2 separate regions of the Homo sapiens genome follow, and region 1 is linked to region 2. Evidence: read pairs that join two places in POLR2A ChIA-PET (ENCODE). Cell type or tissue: A673. All regions are shown on one strand. Each heading gives the region's core, and the rest is flanking DNA. Links, peaks and the distances in the headings are about the cores only.

Evidence for each region. Peaks named below come from ENCODE experiments on the same cell type or tissue, not always from the same donor. Only the 100,000 strongest peaks of a DNase experiment are listed, where the experiment ranks them.
Region 1: POLR2A ChIA-PET joins it to region 2 with 5 read pairs; 2 of 35 experiments call an interaction of 5 or more read pairs at or near these places.

What each region holds. Positions count from the first base shown.
Region 1 is chr3:188,016,742-188,021,141 of GRCh38, reverse strand. The region is part of intron 2 of LOC107986166 (a long non-coding RNA gene); the gene reads left to right. Among named protein-coding and RNA genes, the nearest start is that of LINC01991, 43 kb to the right of the region's middle. RefSeq lists a silencer at 4,367-4,400. In A673, for the core only: no CTCF peak of the experiment used is centred there; no DNase peak of the experiment used is centred there.
Region 2 is chr3:188,134,835-188,139,234 of GRCh38, reverse strand. No RefSeq gene overlaps it. Among named protein-coding and RNA genes, the nearest start is that of LPP-AS2, 17 kb to the left of the region's middle. In A673, for the core only: no CTCF peak of the experiment used is centred there; a DNase peak (open chromatin) is centred at 2,004.

The DNA of each region.
Region 1 (4,400 bases), core at 116-4,115, 120 kb after region 2:
GTGAAGCAGACTGTCCATAGACTTTAAGAGGCAAGGAAGGCTGGACACTGTTCTGACACCAAAGGCCAGGGAATGAATGACTAGCTGTTTGACCATAGCGAGCTAGTGAGTTACAGTGGGGAAGAGAATCCTAATCACCACTGTCTGCCACAGTGAAGTTCCTTGACAAATGTGTACGAGGATCCCTTTTCTCTGGTGACAGACATAGAGTCAGGTACTGTGGCAGGTATGGTAGGGCAGCAGGGAAAATTATCGGACAAGGAGGTAAGAGACCTGAGTTTATACCTCCTGTATTTCCTTTTTGAGCTTCCATGCTTTAATCTATAGAAAGACCATGGAATACTATGCAGCCATAAAAAATGGTGAGTTCATGTCCTTTGTAGGGACATGGATGAAATTGGAAATCATGATTCTCAGTATATCTCAAGGACAAAAAACCAAACACCGCATGTTCTCACTCACAGATGGGTATTGAACAATGAGAACACGTGGACACAGGAAGGGGAACATCACACTCTGGGGACTGATGTGGGGTGGGGGGAGCGGGGAGGGATAGCATTAGGAGATATACCTAATGCTAAACGATGAGTTAATGGGTGCAGCTCACCAACATGGCACATGTATACATATGTAACTAACCTGCACATTGTGCACATGTACCCTAAAACTTAAAGTATAATAATAATAATAATAATAAAAAAGAAAGGCTGGGGTTGGTAAACTCTGAAGTTCTTGCCTGCTTTCAGCCTCTGTTAGATAGTTGGTGACACTGAAAAATACTAAGGCATCATAATACAAGAACTCATGACTGAAAGGGTCTATATGCCTTTCTGGGCCCCTAATCTCCTAATCTAGCATGACTTCGGTACAGGGAAAAGAGGATCACAGACTGTGGCTTATGTGCTGAAGGTCTCACTCTGGCAGACATGCTTGAATTCAGTCACTATCTATATCTGTATCTATATTGATGTATCTATCTCAATCTCTATCTCTCTCCCTCACACACACAGTTTTGTTTTTGGCTGGGGGAGGAAGATATTTTTAATAGCAGGTTTTTTATTCTCTCTTTTTTTCCTGGAAAAAGATGAAATCATCCGTTTATTCTGGACCAATTATAAGCACTAGAAAGCGCAGGAGGAACAGACAGCTTCATCACAAATAAATACACACTGTGGGAGGGGGAAAGGAGGAAACTGTTATTGATTGGCCTTGTAAAATCTGCTGCTGAATCGATAGCAATTTCTGGAAATGCCAGACATTTATTTTGTGTGGCTTGAACAGCGGAGATAATAATAAACATACTTATGAAGTGAGTCTCCTGACACTATTTCCTAGAGCCCCTTATAATAACATACATACATAATGGGTACTATAACTGTACAAGCCATAGTGAATATACTTCAGATTTAAAACCCCAAGCCGAGTTGCCCTCTGCTAACCTCTCTTCTGTGCTGGATATAGCATCTGAATGTCTTCTCTGTTAAAGAAACACAGACAATTCATCTGCATGAAGAGATAAGAGATGTGTCCTCCTTAGTTGTGGAAAGACAGGCCGAGGATTGCTCTAATGGTCAGGGAAGAGAATCAGATGCTGAAACTGCCTGACCCTGCCTGGCCACTCTGAATTTGTGGACCTGCCCCTTCACCTGCGCCTCTCTCAGAGCTCCATTCATCATTTCTTTCTAACAAGGGGCAGCTTACCTTATGTGGATGCTGTCTCATCCCCACCCACCTTTCATCCTCAGCCAGTCTCCTTTCCTCCTGGCATAATGTATTCTTTCTGTAGGCACATTTGGCAATCTTGCCAGGGCCATTGGCCTGAGAAAAGACTCAGGGGTATTTTGGCAAAAGGGAAATTGTTCAATGTGGTTGAGCATAGTACAAGTAGCTACCATTTATTGAGCACCTATTACATGCTATATAATTTATTCACCACGTTGCTTATTCCTCATGACAGCCCTTTGAGTTATTATTTTAAATCAAGTTTTTAATGAAACGGAGACTCCTCAAGGTAAAATATGTTACCTAAGATCATTAAACTATTACGAGACTGAGCTGGAGTTGAGCTCAGGTCTGACTTAGAGACTGTATTTTTCCCATCCTTCTTTTACCTGCTTAGGTGTAACTGGGATAGTGAGAGGTAAAGCTATATACCATGAGTGCCTGGTGAAGGTATCTGGACATGATTACTGTGCCATAAGGAAGAGATAAGGTTTCTTTGAAAATGTAGATGGTGCAGAGTCCAGTTTTAGGGAGATGATTTTGGTGTTTGTGTTTAGCATGGAGTGATGCAGAGAAACATGCAGACTGGGAGACCATGTAGAAAGATACTGCAGCAAACATGATGGGGAGAAAAGAAGCTCAGACAAGGAGAGGAGGCGGAATCATCAAGGAGTGGCTCTTGACAATTACAAGAATGGAAAACTTTCCCTCTTCTCTCCTCTTGTTCTCATCCCTAGCTCTTCCTCCCTTCCTAGCCACTTTACCTTCTCCTATTTTGTGATAGTGGGAGAGCTCCTTGGAAAATATTCATTCCCAGGATAGATCTCTCAATGCAAAGCCAATCTCAAGTATATTGTTGGATATAGATATGTTCTGAGCTAAGAATAGATGAAGAAGATCACTTTTCCACCCTGATTTTAAAATATATGCCCTTTTAGTTTGGCACTGCTAAGAAGAATTTGAACTACTAATTTGGATGATAGGAGGTGTTATTTCTATAAATCAGCAGATTTCTGGATCTCTGTCTACGTCCCATCTTTTCATAATCAACCTGTAGTCTTACAAGACAGTCTTTATGGTTTTGAAAGCCACAAAAAGTCTTTCCCTAGAGATCTGGCTTGGTACAGAGAGTAGTGCTTTCCCTCCAATTACACAAGAAACCAGCTCTCTTTAGATGCTAAGTCAATCCTTGCCTCAAGAGCCAGTCCTAGAAAACAGCTCCCTAAATACTTAAAGATGCAAAGTCAATTAGACTTTTTGGATGGACTATCATGTAGGGAACCATGTGAGTTACTGAGTTTTTAATTCTTCAGATGTTCTTTGTGCATGTATTTTGTGTCATGCCTTGTGCCAAGGCCTTTGGAGAAGGCCAAGAGGAATCATACAGGGCTTCATCCCTCAAGGATCTTATAATCTAGTAGTGGAGATAAGTTTATATTCACATGTAACTTCTACACAGGCAATAGGCAGTCCACACCACAGAAGTGCCACAGATAACGTAGGTCATAATTCTAAGGGAAATAGAAAAGATAGGTTGTAGTTTCTAAATGACCCTTAAATGGGAAAGAAAAAATTTGCACTTTTGGGGGGTGTCCTAAGTATACAGAATAACTAGCAAGTTGAGGCAGCAAGAAACCATGAAGAGTTTTCAGGGAATCCCGACAGAAGTCCAATTCACTGAGATTCTAGGTCCTGTGGAAGGGAAGAGCAAGAGATTAAAGAGGTAGGTAAAAGTTACATAACGAAGACTTTAAACAGCAGTCAGATATGTTACATATTATTCCAGAGGCAATAATGAAGATTCATGACAGTTTTGCAAAAAGGAAAATGGCATGGTCTCTCAGTATTTTAAAGAGGGTATGACACTTTATCTGCAAGGATGAGACACTGGGGTAAGAAATCCAGTTTTAACACCATTTCAAAAGTTCAGTGGAGACTTTCACTTCTGGAAAGATTGAGTAGACACACTTTTCTCTCTTCCTCCTGCTGAGTGCAACTAAAATCCTTGGCTGTTCTACACAAAACAAATGTAAGAATATTCTGATAGGTAGAAAAGAGAAGGCAGGCTAACTAGGGGTTCAAAAGCCAAGGAACAACATAACGGTGAGTTCCCCCAGCTTTCTTGTGTCTCTTATATTCCAGACTTGGAGCTGAAGCCAGTAACTAGAAGCACCTATGAGTACGGACAGAAAAGCCTCAGCAAAAGCCTGCTGTCTTTAGCCAAAGGATCAGGAAAGGGAAAGCATGGCAAGACCGAAATCTTTTAGATGATAGCCATTCTATCTCAACCAAAGTGATAAAGGGGTCACTCAATCAAGAAGATATAGCAATCCTAAATGTGTATGCACCATAGAGTAATGTTGTAAAATATGTGAAATAAGAACTGATAAAACTGAAAGAAGAAATAGACAAATCTATAACTATAGTTGGACATTTTAATAACCACTCTCACTCATGGCATGATCTCTCACTCATGCCAGCAAAAGCCAAATGGAAAACCTAGACTTCTGCCCTCACTGGGCTGTCCTCAAACTCTTCCCTGCACTGGGGTGATATTAGAAAAAGCCGAGTAAGGGGCTAGAATGTTCCTCCCTGCGGACTGGTAATCAAACACCCTCCCTCACCATCATTGTGTAAGTGGAGACCACATGGATAGCCCAGACTCCCAGTTCGACCCA
Region 2 (4,400 bases), core at 160-4,159:
TCTCCAAACATAGAAAGGTGTGTGCGGAGGGGATACAGATGCTGAGATGAGCAAATAATGACAAATGTCCATTACACTTACAGAACAAGGGAAAAGAGAACATCATCCTGGAGCTACAAAGGGAGAACAACCTTCTAGAAAAGATTTGTTGGAGGAACCAGAAGAAAAATAATAAAGAATGTTTTGGCATTCTTTCTCTAAAAGCTTAAAGGCATTGCCTTTTGAAACAAAAACATGAATTATAAAAAGAAAGCTTGACATGAAAAGACAGCAGGCAACATTTCAGACTAAAATGGGAAATGAATAAAATGAAAAAAAGTACTTTAGGAAAATAAAAGTGCAATAGTAGAATTAACTTTCACTTTGGGGAAAAGAACCAAAAGCAGAAATGACCTGAGAAAATTTAGTCTGCAATATAGAGGGTAAACTTGAGAATGTCTTCTAGCTTACAGAGGATAGCACAAAGAGATTAAATAGAAAGAGAGAATGATCTATGTAAGACAGGGGTCAGAGATCCAACCTGAGAATGATTGAAGCCCCTTAGGAAGAAAGCAGGATAATTGTTTGGAAACAATGGTTGAGGGCATAATTAAAGAGACTCTCCTGAGCGGCAGTTTTACATAAGTACGCAAGTGCAAAGGTCCACTGTATTCAAAACACAATCAAAGAAAAGCTATTCATACATATACCCATCAGGAGTAAAGAAAAACAGCAACAAGTCCTTTAAGCATCCAAGCATCCAGATGGTAGAAACCGTTTACCTAGAAAGGAATAAAAATTCCTGTGGTTTTAGCTTTTTTGGCAATGATAAATTGCCAAAAGTAATTAAAGGGATATCTATATAGATTTGCAGAAGAAAGGCTGTGAACAAGTTAATTTGTTTTGCTTGTGTGAAAGCAACAAAAAGACAGATTAGGTTTGAAAAATAAAGTACCCTAAGGCCTTGCTTCTCAAAGTGTGGTCCCTGGACCAGTAGCAAGAGCATCCCCCGGAAGCTTGTTAGAAATACAAAATATCAGTCTGGGCGCAGTGGCTCATGCCTGTAATCCCAGCACTTTGGGAGGCTGAGGTGGGCGGATCACCTGAGGCCAGGAGTTCGAGACCAGCCTGGTCAACATGGTGAAACCCCATCTCTACTAAAAATACAAAAAAATTAGCCAGGCATGGTGGCAGGCAACTGTAATCCTACCTACTCGGGAGGCTGAGGCAGGAGAATTGCTTGAGCAGTGAGCTGAGATCATACCACTGCACTCCAGCCTGGAGAACAAGAGTGAAACTCCGTCGGAAGAAAGCAAGAAAAGGAAAGGAAAGAAAAGAAAGAAAAGAAAAGAAGGAAGACAAAAGACAAAATCTCCATCCTACCCTAGACCTGCTGAATCAGGATCTGCACTTTAACCAGATTTCCTGGTAATTCCTACACATACTAAAGTCTGAGAAACACTGGGTTAAGACATATTCTATGGACCAAGAATGGAACCAAAATTAAGAACTTAAGAATGGGGGGCCAGGCGTGGTGGCTCACGCCTGTAATCCCAGCACTTTGGGAGACCTAGGCAGGTGGATCACAAGGTCAGGAGTTGAGACTAAAAATACAAAGAGGTAGGAATATTGCTTGAGCCTGGGAAGTCTCTACTAAAAATACAAAATATCAGCTGGGGATGGTGGTGTGTGCCTGTAGTCCCAGCTACTAGGGAGGCTGAGGCAGGAGAATTGCTTGAACCCAGGAGGCAGAAGTTGCAGTGAGCTGAGATCGCACCACTGTACTCCAGCCTGGGAGACAGAGCAAGACTCCATCTCAAAAAAATAAATAAATAAAATTAAAAAAAAAAAAGAATGGGGAAGTGAGTGATGGTGTGTATGATTGGCAAACCACTCTGATGGTCAATAGAGAGCCACCACCTCATCAGGAAGTACTGAAGGAACATGCTCACCGATTAAGATCACCCATGATTGAACAAATCTGTCTCTGCAAGAACAGGAAGAGATTAGTGCCCTCCCACACTAGCTTCTGGCAAAAAGCTTCCTTTTTATCTCTTTCACTGACCCTTTTTATCTCTTAGGAGACTAATCCTGTAATTGGACATAAATTTCTCTTAAAGGACCTATCTCTCATGGAAAATTTAACATGGGTTTGAGAAACTCAAGTATGATTAGAACAGTTTTTTTTTTTTTAATCTAGATATCCACGTCTGTGAAAAAAATACTGGAAAGAAGTAGAGCAAGTTATTAAGTAATAAAAAGTATTATGTTTTGAAATCTCTATTTTTTTCAAGTTTTATTGAATGAGTCACCTATTATGGATTATAAAGATAAACTTATATTTTAAAAATGTTTTCTATCATGAAGAGAATACATAAGCAAGAAAACAAATCATAAATACCTCTATGGCATATAATCCCTAAGTCATCCTTTCCAGCATTCTCTCTCCCTGTTCCCCTTCCTGCCCTCTGTGTTCTGGCAGACCTACCTCACGCTTTTCCACCTCCACATCTTTGATTGCTAGGAAATCCACCACTCCTGGCCTACCTAAAATGTCTGTGATACAAATCCTACTGTCCTTCAAAACTAGTTCAGGCAACACCTTCTCCCTGAAGGCTCCCCTGATAGTGGAACCTTTGTTTTTGTTTATGTTTTTTTTTTTTTTTTCTGAGAGCTAGTTCGCCCAGGCTGGAGTGCAGTGGTGCGACCTTGGCTCACTGCAACCTCCGCCTCCCGAGTTCAAGCAATCCTCCTGCCTCAGCCTCCCAAGCAGCTGGGATTACAAGCACCACCACCAAGCCCAGCTAATTTTTGTATTTTTAGTAGAGATGGGGTTTCACCATGTTGGCCAGGCTGGTCTCGAAATCCTGACCTCAGGTGATCCACCCACCTTGGCCTCCCAAAGGGATGGGATTAGAGGCGTGAGCCATCGCGCCCTGCTGAACCATTGTTATTGTAACCCTCCTCCAGTTTCCTATATATCTCTTCAGGTATCTAATACTTCATATCTCATATTAGCAGTAGTAGTAGTAATCATAAAGTAGTGGCAGTAATGCTGTAATGTGTTTGCTGTATTGTGAGTTCTTCAAGGCCATTTAGTGTTTTGAAATCACCTTGGTTATAGTAAGCATCAACAGGCAATTGCTAAGTGAATAACTAATAATTTGTCCTAAGGTTTGAGGCAGGTCCAAAAGAGCAAGAGAATGGAAACATCATGCTATTTCTTCTCTCTTCTTTTACCAGCTGTGTAGCATTCCTTTGCATTTGGTTAATATAGCAAGCAAGTTTCAATATCAGTAGAAAATACTTAAGTGGTTTTTTAAAAACATAAAATACCAAAAGAACATGTTGTATCTCTATTTAAACCAACTTACTATCCTACATTGGGCAGCTTGCCTCCTCAGATCCAGAGGAACTGTTTGCTGTAATATTAGAAAAAAATGAGTTTAGATTAAGAGCTCTCTAAGGCCCTTTCCAAATCTAGCCTTCTATAATTCTTAAATGATGATAAAACCAAATTTGGCTTTCAGGGATTTCAGTTGTTGTGTTTCAGATATTATAATGTCAAAGTACCATAACAATTAATAATGCTGATTTACCGAGTGCTAATTCTGATTCTTTCTTGGTTCTTACATCATCCAATCTCTTAGAGTATAAGTTTTTCTTTCTAGAACAACTTGAAGCCAAGAGCGTTCTCTCTGAGCCGTTTGCCTTCTAAAGTGAACGCATGCATTCTGCAGCCACAGCTGGCCCCAGTTAACCTTTCTCCTAGCCACCAGTGCATGGGCCCATAAGACTCAGCAATCCCAGTTTCTGAAGGAGCCCATTGTCACAACAAACAGTCAACAATTAAATTTTCTTGCACGCTAGTTCTAAGCTAGGCAAGTGCCACTTTATTCTCAGTGTATATCCCCAGCTCCAATTAAATGACCAACTTTTAATACATTCAGGGGAAATTTTATTGATAATCTATTAGGTACATAGTTATACCTTGTAAACTGTGGATGTTATAGAACATATAATGAGCCATAATACAAACCACTAGCATTTGTTTTCAATTTTACTGTTTATGAATAATTTCCACATACCTGTGGAATTCATATCAATGATTGTTGAGTTTCCAATGTGTTATAGTTAGGAAGCATCAACAGAGGCTTGCTCTTTACAGCTTTGCTGTGGTCAACACAGTGCAGAGTCCAGTAGTGAATCCTGCTACACAGATATGGGTAGAGGCCATTCTATGTTGTTCATTCAACCACAGGTGATCACTCTGTATATTTATATGTTGTCTCAACGGCCCAAGTACAAGTCAGGTTTTTCTTTCTCTATGAAGCCTTTGTAGATCCCCACCTCTCCAGACAGAAATATCTTTTATCCTCTGAATGCCTATAGCACTTTTCCTATAACTCGTTTATTAGATT